Regions from separate parts of the Homo sapiens genome. Here region 2 is linked to region 1. Evidence: chromatin loops called from intact Hi-C (ENCODE). Cell type or tissue: ascending aorta. All regions are shown on one strand.

The links. A loop is a pair of places that touch in the nucleus more often than their neighbours do. Peaks named below come from ENCODE experiments on the same cell type or tissue, not always from the same donor. Only the 100,000 strongest peaks of a DNase experiment are listed, where the experiment ranks them.
Region 2: it touches region 1 in a loop (3-fold over the local background); 42 of 110 quality-filtered maps call a loop at or near these places.

The regions. Positions count from the first base shown.
Region 1 is chr2:222,911,999-222,919,998 of GRCh38, reverse strand. It overlaps ACSL3 (acyl-CoA synthetase long chain family member 3), which reads right to left. Exons shown (of 17, transcript NM_004457.5): 5 at 3,503-3,680; 6 at 1,844-1,953; 7 at 797-935. ACSL3-AS1 (ACSL3 antisense RNA 1) reads left to right here and starts at 398. Exons shown (of 3, transcript XR_923949.3): 1 at 398-460; 2 at 640-769; 3 at 2,210-3,345. In ascending aorta, CTCF peaks have their summits at 3,576 (motif pointing right) and 4,652 (motif pointing left); no DNase peak of the experiment used is centred here; H3K27ac peaks cover 312 bases.
Region 2 is chr2:222,686,270-222,694,269 of GRCh38, reverse strand. MOGAT1 (monoacylglycerol O-acyltransferase 1) reads right to left here. Exons shown (of 6, transcript NM_058165.3): 2 at 5,748-5,926; 3 at 4,801-5,005. Among named protein-coding and RNA genes, the nearest start is that of MOGAT1, 19 kb to the right of the region's middle. RefSeq lists a silencer at 5,457-5,659. In ascending aorta, CTCF peaks have their summits at 182 and 3,488 (motif pointing left); a DNase peak (open chromatin) is centred at 3,509; H3K27ac peaks cover 1,828 bases.

The sequences.
Region 1 (8,000 bases):
CCTCTGAAGCCACCATTCCCTGTTGGTGACCTCACCCCCTACTCCCACAGCTATAATTAAAACCTAACTGCTTCTAGCTTCCAAATCTCTAAGTCCAAACATAACTCGAGTACTAGACTTTTACACACCACTGTCCACAATATATCTGCATCTAAATATCCCACTACCACTCAAATTCCAGGTGCCTAAAATTTGAGTTGAGTGAATGCTTACATCTAATTACTAGGTTTCCAACTACAGAGGAAATGCAGTCCCAGCATCCCAGCAGCTTTTGCAGTATCTCTAAACACTAGTACACTAGCTAACATTTTCTGACGCTTTTTTGAGAATAGGAACTTGTAGAGTCACCATGCCTAGGTGTGCTAGTTGGAGGGTAAGGTTTTCACCTCAGGAAAGGGAAGAACTGGAACAGGGAGTAAAAGGAGGCCTCCAGGTTTAGCCACTCTGTTAACACTTACAGGTAATTCACATAGGACAAGATAAATGTCATTATTTATAAACTAACTTTAAACCACCCAAAACTATCACCATAAAAAAGAAATGAAAACTGAATGTAAAATATTTTAAATTTCAAATAAATACTACCTTTAAAACATTAATAATTAATGTTTATATTTTTCCTTAAAACTTTCTTTAAAGACAAGATGAAAGTATACCTAGAGGGACCTGTTTTCCTAACTGATGTTAGAAAACTGATGTGTCATTTGAGCTAACCTCAGAATCAAAACTTTGGCATAATTCTGGAGAATGTGGTCACCAGAAAGCACAGGTAAGGAATTAGAAAAGTGTAACATACCCATGCTGGCCTTGGCTCCCAGGGCCTCCACTGCAGCCATGGTATGCACAATGATGCCCTTGGGGAACTCGGACCAGGTCGGTGGCTTTCCATCAACAGTGATGATGTGCCGCAGGCGTGGGACCAAAGAAACTATATCCTAGAAATACACCAACATTCATCACGTTCATTATTTTTCAAGCAGCTTAGCGAATAAGAATACTAGTTTACCATATTCGGTGAATCATTAAGTAATTTCTTGCCTCAAAAAAGAAAGAAGAAAGGGTACACTGGCATAATATCACTTTTTACAGATGATTAAGTATTGGTCTGAATTTAAATTATTATTTTATAGCATTAGATTCACTGTGTGTACCCTTGGCCTTTGGTAAAACCCTGATCAAGAAGGGTACTGCCTTATAAAACGGGCATGTAAACACAGGTTGCCTAAACTGTAGAGAAACCAGAAGCCCCTCATATTTTCAAGAGACTACATAAAAATATATGGGGGAAGGAGGAGAAAATTCACATGCAAACTTGTTCAAAATTTTCTTTTTGAACAAGTTTACATGTGAATTTTCTCCTCCTTCCCCCATATAGAATAGCCCAGATATTTCTGGGAGTTGTCTAGAGACCAAAGAAACTCTTTTTACTGTAATATAATTAAAAGTCTCCCTTTTTAACTTCCAAACAATTCTGAAAACTTGTAATTACTTAATGCTTCAGAAGTAAAATAAAAATTACTAGTTTAAAATATAACCCTTCAAAATTACAAATTTACTAAAAGTAAACTAGAAAATAGATGAGCACAATAAGAGAAAAAGTAGTCGTAATTTCTTCAATTTAAACATAGGCATCTTAACAATTTATAACTCTGGATTACTTATACATGAATATATACAAAATCTACTTTTTATTTTCTAAAGGAAAAAATAAAGTATGATATTCATAAAAGTCCACAAAGATTAAGGACTTAAAAGTCATAAAAGAACTAAGTATCAATAATAGGGCTCATGACACTGAAAATTCTAAAGTATCAGACAGTTAGAAAGTAACTAGAGTCCTCACCTTCAACTTTGTTTGTAAGAGTTCTTTACTAGTAATGATGTTGGTCACCTCTGTTTCATTTAATGCATGAACAATGGCTGGACCTCCTAGAGTGGCATATAATGTAACAACTAAAAGGAAAAGCAGCAGCCAGTCAAATATTCAAACATTTAACTACAAATGTAAAGTCTCTGAATGTGGAGATGAATCATAATAACGCATTAGGAGCCCTAAACTGTTAAATCCACAGTCTATAAGTGTTATGTTTTTTAAAGTTATCTTATCATACTAATCAACATTACACCTACTCATCCTCCCCTAAATGCCCCAAGATTTCCAATTTTTAAAGATGAAGATATTTAAATTTTTATTTTGTTTCACTTACAGATGTTACTCTGGGACTACCACATTGTGAAGGAATTATAACTGATTTCTAAGACTTCAAATTCTTAATTGTTGGCCACTTGGCTTTACAATGTGAAAAAGAACATATACAAATAGGATGACACACTGAATGTCAGATTTACGGTGTATGTCAAGAAAAGAGCACAAACAAGTGGCAGTACCGTTTATTCTCAAGCAAAAATATCTAAAGACAAACATTCTCTGAAATGCTGAAATTACATAACATGAATAGTGTAGATTTTTATTTACTTTCTGCCTAACTCAAAAAAGATACACAAAATGACTTTGAAAATAATTCTTTTAAAGCTCCTCAAAAGAAACAATGTAAATCCAAACCTGTGACAACAAAAATGGAATGTTTGTTTAAAAGAAAAGGTGTAGGAGGCCTAGCACGGTGGCTCACGTTTATATTCCCAGCACTCTGGGAGGCCGAGGTGGGCGGATCACAAGGTCAGGAGATCAAGACCATCCTGGCCAACAGGGTGAAACCCCATCTCTACTAAAAATACAAAAAATTAGCCGGGCATGGCGGCATGCGCCTGCAGTCCCAGCTACTCGAGAGGCTAAGGCAGGAGAATTGCTTGAACCCGGGAGGCAGAGGCTGCAGTAACCTGAGACTGTGCCACTGCACTCCAGCCTGGCGACAGAGTGAGACTCCATCTCAAAAAAAAGAAAAAGAAAAGGTGGAGGAATTTACAGCAAGAAATCTGGTGAAAGTGTATTTTCTGTTTCATCTGAAGGATGAGACTAAACATCCACAAATTACTGTCACATTTTGGCACCGAGACCTCTGAACTTATGCTTCCAGAACTATCTCACAGACTGAGCCACCACAATTACCATTCAGATAATTACAATATGAAAACTCTATTGTTTAACCTGCACCTTGAAGTTCACCAGGTTTCAGTATGGAAGTGTTTCGGAGGTCAACTGTTGTTACTGATAGAGGTGACAGAACAAAATTGACAGTAACTTCTAAAGAGGATTCCTGAGAAATGGTATTGGAACAACGGCCCCTAAGTGTAGGTCTAGTTCTCAAGACCTGAAAGTCTCCCATGAAGAGGTTCAAGCCTCACTGCAACACTGATTGGTACAATTTGTCATATAATTGATTTATTTTCCAAAATAAACCAAAAATTCCAAGTCACAACAGAGTTCTCCACTAACTGGACACTGGGTGAAAATTAACATCAGAATTTTAACCTCTTCAGAGTAAAGTATTTCAATAAATATCAGTTAAGTTCATTCTTCCAGAAGATAAGAAAGTCTACATACGCTGAAAATTATACATAAAACACGCCTGTGCAGCTATCATCCACTCGGCCCTGGTCTCACAGAAGATGGCGATGTTGGTCTTTGGTTTCTGACCCAACATCTGTAATCCATTTCCAAAATTAAAGGCTCGAACAAAGACATCTTCATAGGAAAGCCAATTATACTGTCCAAGAATAACCTGATAAAACAAAAAAAAATTTTTTTAATGTAATCAAAATAATAATTTACAGAAGAAACCAGAATATCGTCCAAATGTTATGATGAACCAGAAAGTTACGTTTGCATAGAATTATCTTTTTAATAAAAAGCCAGAAACTGAGTTTGAGTGAAAAATCTATTTTAAAAATTAGCTATTTTGTGACATCTTCTATAACAACTCAAATCTTATATTGTAACTGGGGGGTTTTTTGGCTTTATTTTTGGTTTTCAAAAATATTGAGAGTTTGATAGGCTCGTAAAGGTCAACTGCCTGGCCAAATGGTCATACACTAATAATCTACTTATAAATTTCACCTATTTAAATGATGTAGGTGTTAACTTAATATTTAGCCTAGTACCAAGTACCGCAGATGCCAAAATTTTAATTTCTCTCTATTTAGGAATTCCTAAATGTCAGTATCAGACGGTATAAAATGATTCACAGAAACTTTCTCTATCCAAGCTAACAGAAATCTTTATGATTGCTGAACTTGAATTGCCATACCAAACTCTGGATAAGCAAAAGCAAAGTAAACAAGTTTCTGTTTACATAACCAGGTGGACTAGTTATATTATTCAAAGTCCCTCTATTCAAGCCTTAAATGCTTACTGGCACCGCCAGGTTTTCAATATTTTATCTGTTTATCGTAAGTGCTGGTAATACCAAATATGCATTAGTAAAAACTCCCTTTTGAAGTTTTTTAACATATTGTCTTTAGAAATTTTCCTCAACTTAGACAAAACCATAAATCCCTAATTACATACGGACTGTATAAAAAGCTCCTCTCTCTGCAAAAATATATAGGTAATTAATTCCCAAACATGGCTGTGTCAGTAATATACATCTCAAACACCTTAAAATCATCTGACCATGTTCATTTTATAAATGTAAACATTTAAGAAATTTCTAGAAGAGGTTGGATAAAAACGGAAAAGGATAAATGCTGCCATCTAGTGTCCCATGCAATTACGCATTTAAGAAATAAATTTTTATTTTGATGGATAAAGCAACTGCATTTAAGATGGTACTTATTTACTTTACTGGTCCCAAACTCTCACCTTGCTCTTTACCCCCATGAAATGCTCAGCACAGGGAGCTCCAATGACTTCAAAAGGAGCTCTGTGAGGGTTAGAAGACAGATGACAACTTGGCCAAAATGTGCAGGAACTGGATTATAATTATTAAGAATTTTACACTCTAAAGGTTAAGAATGCACTACCTTCCAGATTCTAATATGTAAGTGACAGGATTTATAAATTTCAAAGACTATGTGTGTTCTGAAAAGGTGTTTGATATATAATCTAAATATGTAAACTCATGCAATGATGCCACCATGTGGCAAAGGAATCAAATGAGCGTAAGATTTCCACATATGTAAAAAATAAAATATAAAACGAAATCTGAATCTCATGATTTTAATTCTTTAAACCACTGAATCATCTAGTAATTATGTTTTTCATAAATATTACATTTAGAGGACACTACCCACTCTATATTGTATCTGATTTGTGCTGGAAAAGTTTCTAATCCTAACTTTGTCCCTATGGCTAGCCCAAGACAAGATTAAACTATTTATTCCTTGCCAATATCATTGAACACTGCTGCAGAACAGCCAACCTTATTAAATCTAGGACCTCAACACCCTGAAGCAATCCTATCATACATCCCTGGTCTATTCGTTTTCTCACCCTCTGAAATACCTCTGAAACCTTCTCTCTATTCAAATAGCCTCCTCTGGGCAGGTGCACTGGCTCATGCCTGTAATCTCAACACTTTGGAAGGCTGAGACAGGCAACTCATTTGAGGCCAGGAATTCGAGACCAGCCTGGGCAACACAGCAAGACCCCATGTCTAAAAAAGTGTAAAAATTAGCCAGACGTGCAGTACATGCCTGTCGTCCCAGCTACCTAGGAGGCTGAGGCAAAAGGATCACCTGACCCCAGGAACTCAAGGCTGCAGAGAGCTATGATCATACCACTACACTCCAGCCTGGGCAAGAGTGAGACCCTGTCTCAAAATACACACACACACACACACACACACACACACACACACACACACACGTACACACACACCTTCCACCCTTCCTTCTCTCTACTTACAGGTGGTAATCTTGTCTCCTACTGAAAACCTCTTTAAGCACTAGGACTTGTTTTACTTTCACTATTTAGAAATATTTCAAAATTACACACATTCCTGTCTTCTTCAGTAAAGTACACCTGGCTTCATTTAACCATTCTCTCTGCAACTGAAGATCACTATGAAAAAATTATTCTGAGGGGAGCCACAGAGTAAAAATATTCAAGAGATCTGGATAGTTGTAATAATCATGATAATGATAATGAGGGTAACTAACCTTTATTAGTGCTTACTACATGCTAAGGACACGGCAAGTGTTAACTTATTAAACTCTTACCATACCTGTAAAAAACTGTTACTATTATTATCCCTATTTTACACATGAGAATATGGAGATGTAGAGTAAATATAACTTGTTCAAAATCATGTAACTAATAAGTAATGGGACTAGAATATGAACCCAGGCAAACTCATTCCAGAGATTAAGCATAAAATCACAATGCTTCAACTGCACTGTAGAAAGAAGTCCGGGTCTTATTAAGCAGGTGAGTAAGGTGGCCTGATTAACAATTGTGAAAAATCATTTTTATGCTGTGTGTGAGTGAATTACAGTTGGGGGCAAGTGTGGAAGCAAGGAGGCCTGCTAAAAAAAAGGCGGGGGGAGGCTGTAAGGGATGTAAATCAGACACCCCTGATTTTTTGGCTTCAACAATTTGGTATGCAGCAGTGCCTTTAATAAATAGGATGAAAGGAGAGGGACAGTTTGGAAGGGGAAACTAAGAGAAGAGTAATATAATAACCAACCCACAAATCCCAGCCAAGAGACTGACCATAATTTGTTACATATAGCATGATGCAAATGTCCTAATAAATCAGAAAATAAGTTTTATACACATACACAAACAGGGTAAAAAAATGTGACTAAGAAATAACACAAAAGACGGCATTAAGAAAGAGGAAAAGAAAGCTAAGTCAACTTACAAGGACATAAATGAGTGTTTCTATTATCTTTTTGGATCAATTTAGAAGGAATGTCATAGTGAAGTCTTCTCTAAGCACCATATTACATAATCCCTCATTCTCTTCTTATTTTTATAAAATATCTAAGAAAAAATCAAGTGTTTCTGATGGCTCACAAAGTATATGAGCCAGCTTGTACTCTTTTCTGTTTCTATTTTTAGTCTTTGCAGCTTTGTTCTATTTCAGGTATACATGTATTTTAAGGTTGTCCTGAAATCATTTCACTGTTCATTTCAAGACGACGTTAGTGCAATGCATTTACTGCTGGGAACACTGGAATCAGGTGATGCTGACACAGGTTCCAGCTCTTAACTCTGCTACAGTTTTATAAAACCATATGAAACTTAAAAGGACCCTGAAAAGGCCTGCCAAGCAACCAAGTGCCTTTTGTTTTTCTGTCCCCCAAGGAAGAATCTGGTCGTAGTGAAGCTGGTGGCTACTCTACCTTGGACACAACGAGAGCAGGGTCATCGCCACTGCCTTTTTTCATCCACTCATCCTCCCCTCAGGACCTCAAAATAGACTGTTGGGATAAGATGGAAACAAAGCTTCAAAGTTCATTAATTTGAAATAAGGCTTGTGCATCTTTCCTTCAACCATATCAGATACAACATTCTGGGGTTAATCCCCAAAAGTCTTACTCAAAAAATATTTTAAATATTGCTACAACATTCGTTTTCTTTTCCAGTTGAAGATTATCTTCAAATATGGAAACTATTTAATGAAGACACACTTCACTGAGCTTGATCAGCTAGCAGGCACTAATAGCAGAAAGTACACAGCTTAACCCACCAGTTGTGAAAGTTCCCCTTTTCAACACCCTAGGCAGATGCTGCTACTGATGCAATGCAATGGGTGTAACAAGAAACCAAGAGAGGGGAAAACGAAAAAGGCCTAGCATGTTTAACATGCAGCTGAGATACCCACTCTGCAGTCTGCAGATCACTGCCACAGCTGCAACACAGAATGAACAGAAACTAAAGCCTCAGCTAACCAGCGACACTGCACACTTTCTTCTTGAGTATGGCCAAGAGAAACTACTTGTTTCATTTATTATATGCAAAATCTAAAAATTAATTCTACTTTCCCAATGAACCTAAAGAAAACTATAACATGTTCCCAAGACACAGTCTAGACACAGCCTTCTGAACAAAGTTTGATGAACCACAAATGCCAATTTCATAGCAAATGCTAGTAGGC
Region 2 (8,000 bases), 230 kb after region 1:
ACAAAATTTCCTACACTGCTTACCTTTGGAGCACTTTGTAAGTTTGTAATTTTTCATAGCCAAATCTTTAGTAATGTATTCTATTAATAAGTTAACATCTTGGCAGGTAATGGGCTAGGTCTTTAAAATGTCATTCAGTCATTACTAGGTCTACCACTTGTTTGTTTAGGTAGGTTGTGCACTACTGAACTCTAGAGGACACCATTTATATTGCATTCTAAGTAAAAGGATCCCCTGCCCCTGGAGTTGTTCAGTGCACAACCTGCACAGCTGTATGTGGTGGCCTTGATATTTATCATGGCGAATTTTTACACAGAACCAAAAAGTATATTCTCCAAGAGGCTGCAGTGGATTTTCTGAATATATAATGGCCTGTTTTCAGATATTCTATATGGATCATTATTTTCCAAACCTGGATTTATAATATAAATGTGATATCGTTTGACTGTGCCCCCACCTAAATCTCACCTTGAATTGCAACTCCCACAATTCCTTCATGTCGTGGAAGGGACCAAGTTGGAGGTAACTGACTCGTGGGGGCAGGTCTTTCTCATGCTGTTCTCGTGATAGTGAATAAGTCCCATGAGATCTGATTGTTTCATAAAGAGGAGTTTCCCTGCACAAGCTCTCTCCTTGCCTGCCGCCACCCATGTAAGACGTGACTTGCTTCTCCTTGCCTTCCACCATGATTATGAGGCCTCCCCAGCCATGTAGAACTGTAAGTCTTTCAAACCTCTTTTTCTTCCCAGTCTTGGATATGTCTTTATCAGCAGTGTGAAAATGAACTAATACAAAATGGTTAAAAAAAAAAAAAAAAAAAACAAGACATTTGACAACCTAGATCACTTGCCAGATCTCTACATGTTTCCAATAAGTATAGTCTGACTTTGGTAAATTGTTCATTTAAAACAGTTAGATAATTGTTCGGTCTGTATTTCAGGCTTTCCCATGTAAAAATAACTTAAAAGATTCCTTTTCAGATTTCACATGTTCTACATACTCTTGGAGGAAAATATAGGAAAGAATAAAGACAAACATACAAACCAGTCTTGAACTACATTTCAGAAATAATCACTTTTTAATGTCTTATGTTTCTTTCCATTCTGGGTTTTATCCATTTTTATTTAGTCATAACAGAAAGTGTTAGACAGTCTTTATAAAGACATAGCATATCTCATCACTTGAAGAAAATGATATGCTAATTTTACTCTGGGTTTCTATTATGGGAGGAATTATGACAGGATTCTGAATGACCAACTGCCCTCTTAAGAGGCAGAGGATGCTGGGTTAGAGGTAGAGAGCCTGAGCCTGCCTAGATGGGTTTGAACCTTCACTGAGGTCAAGACATGCCATTCTGCTCTGTGTGAACCTGAGTGAGAGTTGGGTGCATCTCTTCCACCAGGAAGAGGGCCTCTTGGGTTTCCACACCCCTGGCTCTCCTAGCTTGCCTCTGGCCACTCCTCCGTTTTCCCTCAGGCTCCTTGTCTTCAGGCCATCCTTCAATGCTGCTATTTCTTAGGGGTCCTTCCTTATCTCTCTTGTCCTCTAACCTCATCTACACCCATGGATTCAACTACCATTTATGTATGCTGAGTTCTCCCAAATCCATCTGTCAGGAGATCTTCCTCCTGAGGTTCCAGGCCCATATCTCCAAATGCCCAATTGACAGCTCTACAGTGACAGCTCTAAGACACCTCAAACTACACGTCTCCAAACCGAATGCATTAAATTCTCCCTTAAAGTTGTCCCTCTTCCAACATTATTTATCAAGGTGAATGGGACCATCATCTATCTGGTCAAAACACAGCTTCTTCCATATGTAGCCACATTCTCCTTTCTTAGCCACCACATTGACTGATCATTCATTCATTTAAAAGCATTTATTGAGCACCTGCTACTGGCCAGGTACTGGGCTAAGTATTGATAATAATGACAAAATAGTTACTGACTTCATGAGGATGAATCAATCATTAAGTCTTAGAGACTGTATCAAATATTTTTGATATTAATCTCCTCTTCTGTATCTCCAGTGCCATTGCCACTGTTAGCATAGCCCTTATCACCTCTCCCTTCATCACTCAACAGGCCGCTTCCATCATCAGTCTCCAGGCCTACCTGCCTGTAACCACGTTCCAAGCTGCTGCCTGAATTATCTTTCTATCACACCAAATCCATCAGATCCCTCCTTTGCTCAAAATCCCTCCAAGTTCCCCATGGCTTATCTACAAAATAAAATCGAAAGTCCTCTGTATGGTATATAAGGCTGTTGTGATCTGATTCTGTTACCTGTCCAGCCTTAAGGGGTAAACAGAAAGAAGTATGAACCTGAAACGCAGTTGGCTCTGGCTGACACCTGATAGGTATAGATACACCCAAAATGGGACAAGAGGAATGGGTTGGAGGTGGGATTTAAAAGGACTTACAGATGCAGAATCCTATTGGGTAAGAGCAAAACAGACTGCTGTCAACAAAGGCCCTCTGAAGCCCTATGGTTCCTTACTACGTGAGGTCTGGTGCCTATGTCTGTCAGTCTTTCACACCCAGAGAGGCAGCCGCTTGGGCAGGCACAGTGGAGAGGGGCAGCCTTGGACCAAGGGCTGTCCTAGGAAGCTGGTTCTGGGAAGTATAGATAATTCTTTAGACTTAGAAACAAGGATAGTCCAAACCTCCACTGGCTGAAAGTTTGAGTATTTCTATTTACCTTTTAAGGAACTGAAGGTTGTACCACAGAAAACTATTCATGATGTCAGAAACCAGTGATTGCTGGGCGCAGTGGTGCATGCCTGTAATCCCAGCGCTTTGGGAGGCCGAGCTGGGTGGATCACCTGAGGTCAGGAGTTCTTGACCAGCCTGGCTAACATGGTGAAACCCCGTTTCTACTAAAAATACAAAAAATTAGCCTGGCATGGTGGTGCAAGCCTGTAATCCCAGCTGCTTGGGAGGCTGAGGCAGGAGAATCACTTGAACCAGGGAGGCAGAGGTCGCAATGAGCCAAGATCACGCCATTGCACTCCCCAGCCTGGGCAACAAGAGCGAAACTCCGTCTCAAAAAAAATAAAATAAAATAAAATAAAAAATAAATAAATAAAAAGAAACCAGGGATTGCAAACAGCTTTCCTCTCCAAAGCCAACTCTAGTAAACTGCAGTGGCTGTAGGGGCACTATACGGAGAAAGACTCTAAGATGGAGTATATGTGTCTGATAAGGCTATGGAGAAGGGGGTACCTACATCTCTTGTCCATGAATTTGCCAAACCTGCTCTTAACTATACGACTCAAACTCACTGCGGCAATGCTTTGAATAAGCAAACATTACACTTTAAATATGTTTCTGTGCTTTTGTGAAATTTAAACATTTTTCTCTGTAATTGTCTTCCTTTTATAAAACTCTAACACAATGTATACAAAACAAGGAAGAGAAGTAATTCCCCCCCAACCCCACTTTCGGTGGTTAAGAGGGGGATAGTGCACCCTCTGCAGGCCAGATGCCGGATCTTCCGGTAGCTTGGAGGGTTTAGTGCGCCCTCTAGTGTGCCCTCGGGACCAGGCTGGACTTTGAAAACAACCTGAAAACTCAGCGGTGAATTCTGGTACCTGGGTGCTTAGTGATATGCTACCAGGTATATAATGACAGTAGTGACTTGAGAGATTAATAGGACGTAATAAAAGTCTAGAGGACCATGAACAATTCTTTTTTTTCTTTCTTTCTTTTTTGAGACGGAGTATCGCTCTGTCGCCCGGGCTGGAGTGCAGTGGCAAAATGTTGGCTCACTGCAACCTCCACCTCCTGGGTTCAAGCAGTTCCCCCACCTCAGCTTCCTGAGTAGCTGGGATTACAGGCGCCCACTACCATGCCCTAATTTTTGTATTTTTAGTAGAGACGGGGTTTCACTATGTTGGCAAGGCTGGTCTCGAACTCCTGACCTCAAGTGATTCACCCCACCTCGGCCTCCCAAAGTGCTGAGATAACAGGTGTGAGTCACTGCCCTCGTCTCTTTTTATTTATTTTTTTAATTGTGATTGGGTCTCTCTCTGTCACCCAGACTGAAGTGCAGGGGCACCATCTCCGGTCACTGCAGCCTTGACCTCCCAAGCTCAGGTGATCCTTCCACCTCAGCCTCCTGAGTAGTTGGGACTACAGATGTGTGCCACCATGCCCAGCTAATTTTTGCATTTTTTGTAGAGACAGGGTTTTGCCATGTGGCCCAAGCTGGTCTCAACCTCCTGGGCTCAAGAGATCTGCCCGCCTCAGTCTCCTAAAGTGCTGGGATTACAGGCGTGAGCCACCGCGCCCGGCCTGGACTCTTATTTCTGAGCCAAGTTATTTTTCATCTAGGAAGACAGCAAGTTGAATATGCTTAGTTTTATCACTGCTGTTACTTCAAGACACAATGAAAGACATTTTCCATTTCTAGTATTCGTAACAGCATGCATGGTGCCTCTCCAAGGGTGTGATTTGTCACTTACTTGATCCCTGATTTCTTTTTCTACATCTGAATACACAAACTGCATTCATTACTTTATTTGATCATTGTGTTAATATTCATTGAACATTTCTATGTTCCAGGCACCATGCTGGATACTTGGGATGGAACAGAAAAGAAGACACAGTTTGTGTTTCTGCCACTTACAGTCCAGTGGGGGAGGGCAGGAAACACCCAGACACCATAGGAAGTGCCAGATGAGGATAAAACAGGTTTTACTCTAAGAGACCATAAACACACATGGGCCTGGGAGGGAATGTTCTGTGTGCTCCTGCTACCCCAAAGCACTGTGGAAACAGTGATCTGCCATCACTTACCAACACTCATCACATATTCTCGAAAGACAGGACACCAGAACCAAAGTGGCAGCACGTGAAGATATGAAGTAAAGCCAGGAAACAGGTCCTTGAAGTCAGAATAATTTACAGAAAAATTCCCAAAGGCTCCAACTGCCATTATTCCATGGGGGTGAAACCCAAATATATAGTTGTGACTTGGATCCAAATCTTGAGTTTTGATAAGCTACAGCACATTCATATTGAGATTTTAAAAAAAAGAAACTTCCCTTATTATTTTCCAATGAGAAACAAAAGGACTAGTTTTTATGTCAAGAGAAAATGGAGAACATGACTCATTTTTGTTCCCTGGGTTGGAGCTGTTTCCAAATTTCTAAACTATCTTCTGAGCCCAGATCCCTTTATATATAGCCTTCTAGATTTTGTCAAGTCAGCTTACAGTTCATTTAGTAATTGGAACCAAATTGCAGCCTTTCTCCCTGCTATGGTTTGAATGTTTCCCTCAAAAGTAAGTGTTTAAAAACTTAATCCCCAACGCAACGGTGTTGGGAGGTGGGGCCTAATGAGAGGTAATTAGGAATGAAAGCAGAGTGAATGGATTAACGCCATTATCACAGAAGTGGGTTTGTTATCTTGGGAGTGAGTTCCTTATAAAGGAATGAATTCAACCCCCTCTTGCTCTTTTTTGCCCTCTCCTGCCCTTCTACCTTGCGCTATGGGCTGATGCAGCAGGAAGGCTCTTGCCAGATGCCAGCATCTTTGGTATCTTGCCAGATCCCAGCCTCCACAACTGTGAGAAAAAAATTTGTTTTCTTTATAAATTACCTAGTCTTTGGTATTCTGTTACAGCAGCACAAAACAGACTAAGACATCCCCTCTGAAAAAGAAGCTTGAGATATATGTGATGAAAACAAATTTCCACTCTTCTCCTAAATCAAAATAATACTTTATAAAACAACTGTACTCACATGAATTGGAAAATAGTCCTTAAAGTGTTTCCAAAGAGTCCAATTTTTGATCCAGCTGGATCTCCTGCCTCCTCGCTCTGGGGTATGCCAGTCAAAGTAAAGCCACATCAAATAAGGGATGTAAAGGAACAAATAGTTGTGTATGATCAGCATCACAGTGATTCCAATGGACATCGGCCCTGTAAGAAAAGAAAAAGTCTCATGGAATCAGTCTGTTAGTATCTGCTCACTGCAGTGGCCCATGGCAGGGGGATTAATACATATAAGATATGTCAAACTGAGCCTCAGTTCAGGTAAGGTAATATAACAAGACAGTAATGACACAGTATTATTTAACATTTATTGGGTGTTTACTATATGCCAAGCATCGTGTTATGGACCCTGCCAAGGTATTTTTATTTAATCGTCGTATAGCCACATACCAATAAAGTAGCCACAGTACTCTTTATTTTTGAAGGGGGAGGTGGAAGGAATCGGTAGAGGAAACACTGAGCCATAATGTTCTTTTTAAAAAAGAGAGAATGGAAGCTTATCGAAGGGTTAAGTGAGTTGCCCAAGCCACACAGCATATAAGTGGTTGATCTGTCTGATGTTAAGGTCTAACTACTTAGTCATAGCTTTACATTGGCTCCCCTATGTGAACATATGGAAGAATCATCACCGACAGGAGGGATGTAGAGAATTTCCTACTACAGAAAATTCCATCTTCCTACCTTGACCAAGCAGCCATTATTCATGTGCCCACAAAGAGGGCACATTCTAGCAACAAACTTCATTTTCAGGAACTCTACTGTCAGAGACAGAAATAGCAAAGGTGGGACTCTTCAGATCTTAGCATGCATCACTTCTTGCAACATGTGATAATGAGAGAGCAATCCTAATTGTTTATGCACCTAATAACATAGCTTCAAAATACACGGGGCAAAAACTGTCAAAACTTGACTTGGGTTGTAGTGACAAGAATGGTTACCTTCAAGTAACACATGAAGCTCAGCTATACATTTTTTAAATGTCTATGTTATATACTACAATTAAAAAATTATGAAAAGAGAAACATGCTAACAAGAGAATGTTCATGAAGACATAAACCCTGGCACATAGCAAATCTTCACTAAATGTCAGCTACTATGACTTTAAGGAATGCCGTTGCTGCTTTCTCTTCTATAACACACTGCAGTCTCCAATCTAGGGTTCATTTCCACCCCCAAACTCTTATCTACTGCCAATCAACTTTGTTAAAGACAACCCTGTCCCCAAATGATCCACCAAAGTATCTGAGAAATAGCGTTTAATCTGTTATTGAAATATATACATATATACTGACATACATGTTTTACCAAAAACAACATTTATATATATTTTTTCTTTCTTTCTTGTTCTTTCTTTTTTTTTTTTTTTTTTTTTTTTTTGAGATGGAGTCTCACTCTGTTGCCCACACTAGAGTGCATGGGTGCAATCTTGGCTCACTGCAGCCTCTGCCTCCTGGGTTCAAGCGATTCTCCTGCCTCAGCCTTCCAGGTAGCGAGGATTATAGGCGCGCACCACCACGCCCAGCTAATTTTTGTATTTTTTAGTAGAGACAGGGTTTTGCCATGTTGGCCAGGCTGGTCTCAAACTCCTGACCTCAAGTGATCCACCCGCCTCAGCCTCCCAAAGTGTTGGGATTACAGGTGTCAGCCACAGCACCTGGACTATTTATATTTCTTGATACATATAAATCAATAAATTTCTCAGATATATCATTGAACCCAGTCAGGAAACTGACTTGCTGCTCTCTCCAGAGTTGGTTAAAGGTTGAAAGACTGGATGAAAGGTTAAGGTAGCATGTGTCCTCCACACCTCTGTGGGGTATCCTGTTACCTTCTGGACCCACCAGAAAAGCTTCCATGAGTCCAAAGCATGCTGTAAAGAGTGCCCTCTGCCCTCATTCCTACCAGGATCATTCCATTTTGCTTCCTCTGCTTTCTTCTATCCAGATCTGAGTACTGATGATTTGCCACTATTGGTTAGTTTTCTGTTTATTTTGGTAAGATGTGCAAAAAAATGACAGGAAACATGTGGGCCTCATTCTTTTGTACTCAAAGTTTGATCAGATAAGCTACAGTGAAATAGGGCAGGGAAAGAATAGTTATTGAGTGGAGAACGATTATCCTTCACTGTATATAGGGCATCTCATTTATTCCTCTTTGAAACCCCAAGGTACACGTTATTGCCCCATTTTACAGTTGTAGAAACTGAGGCTCAGGGAATTTG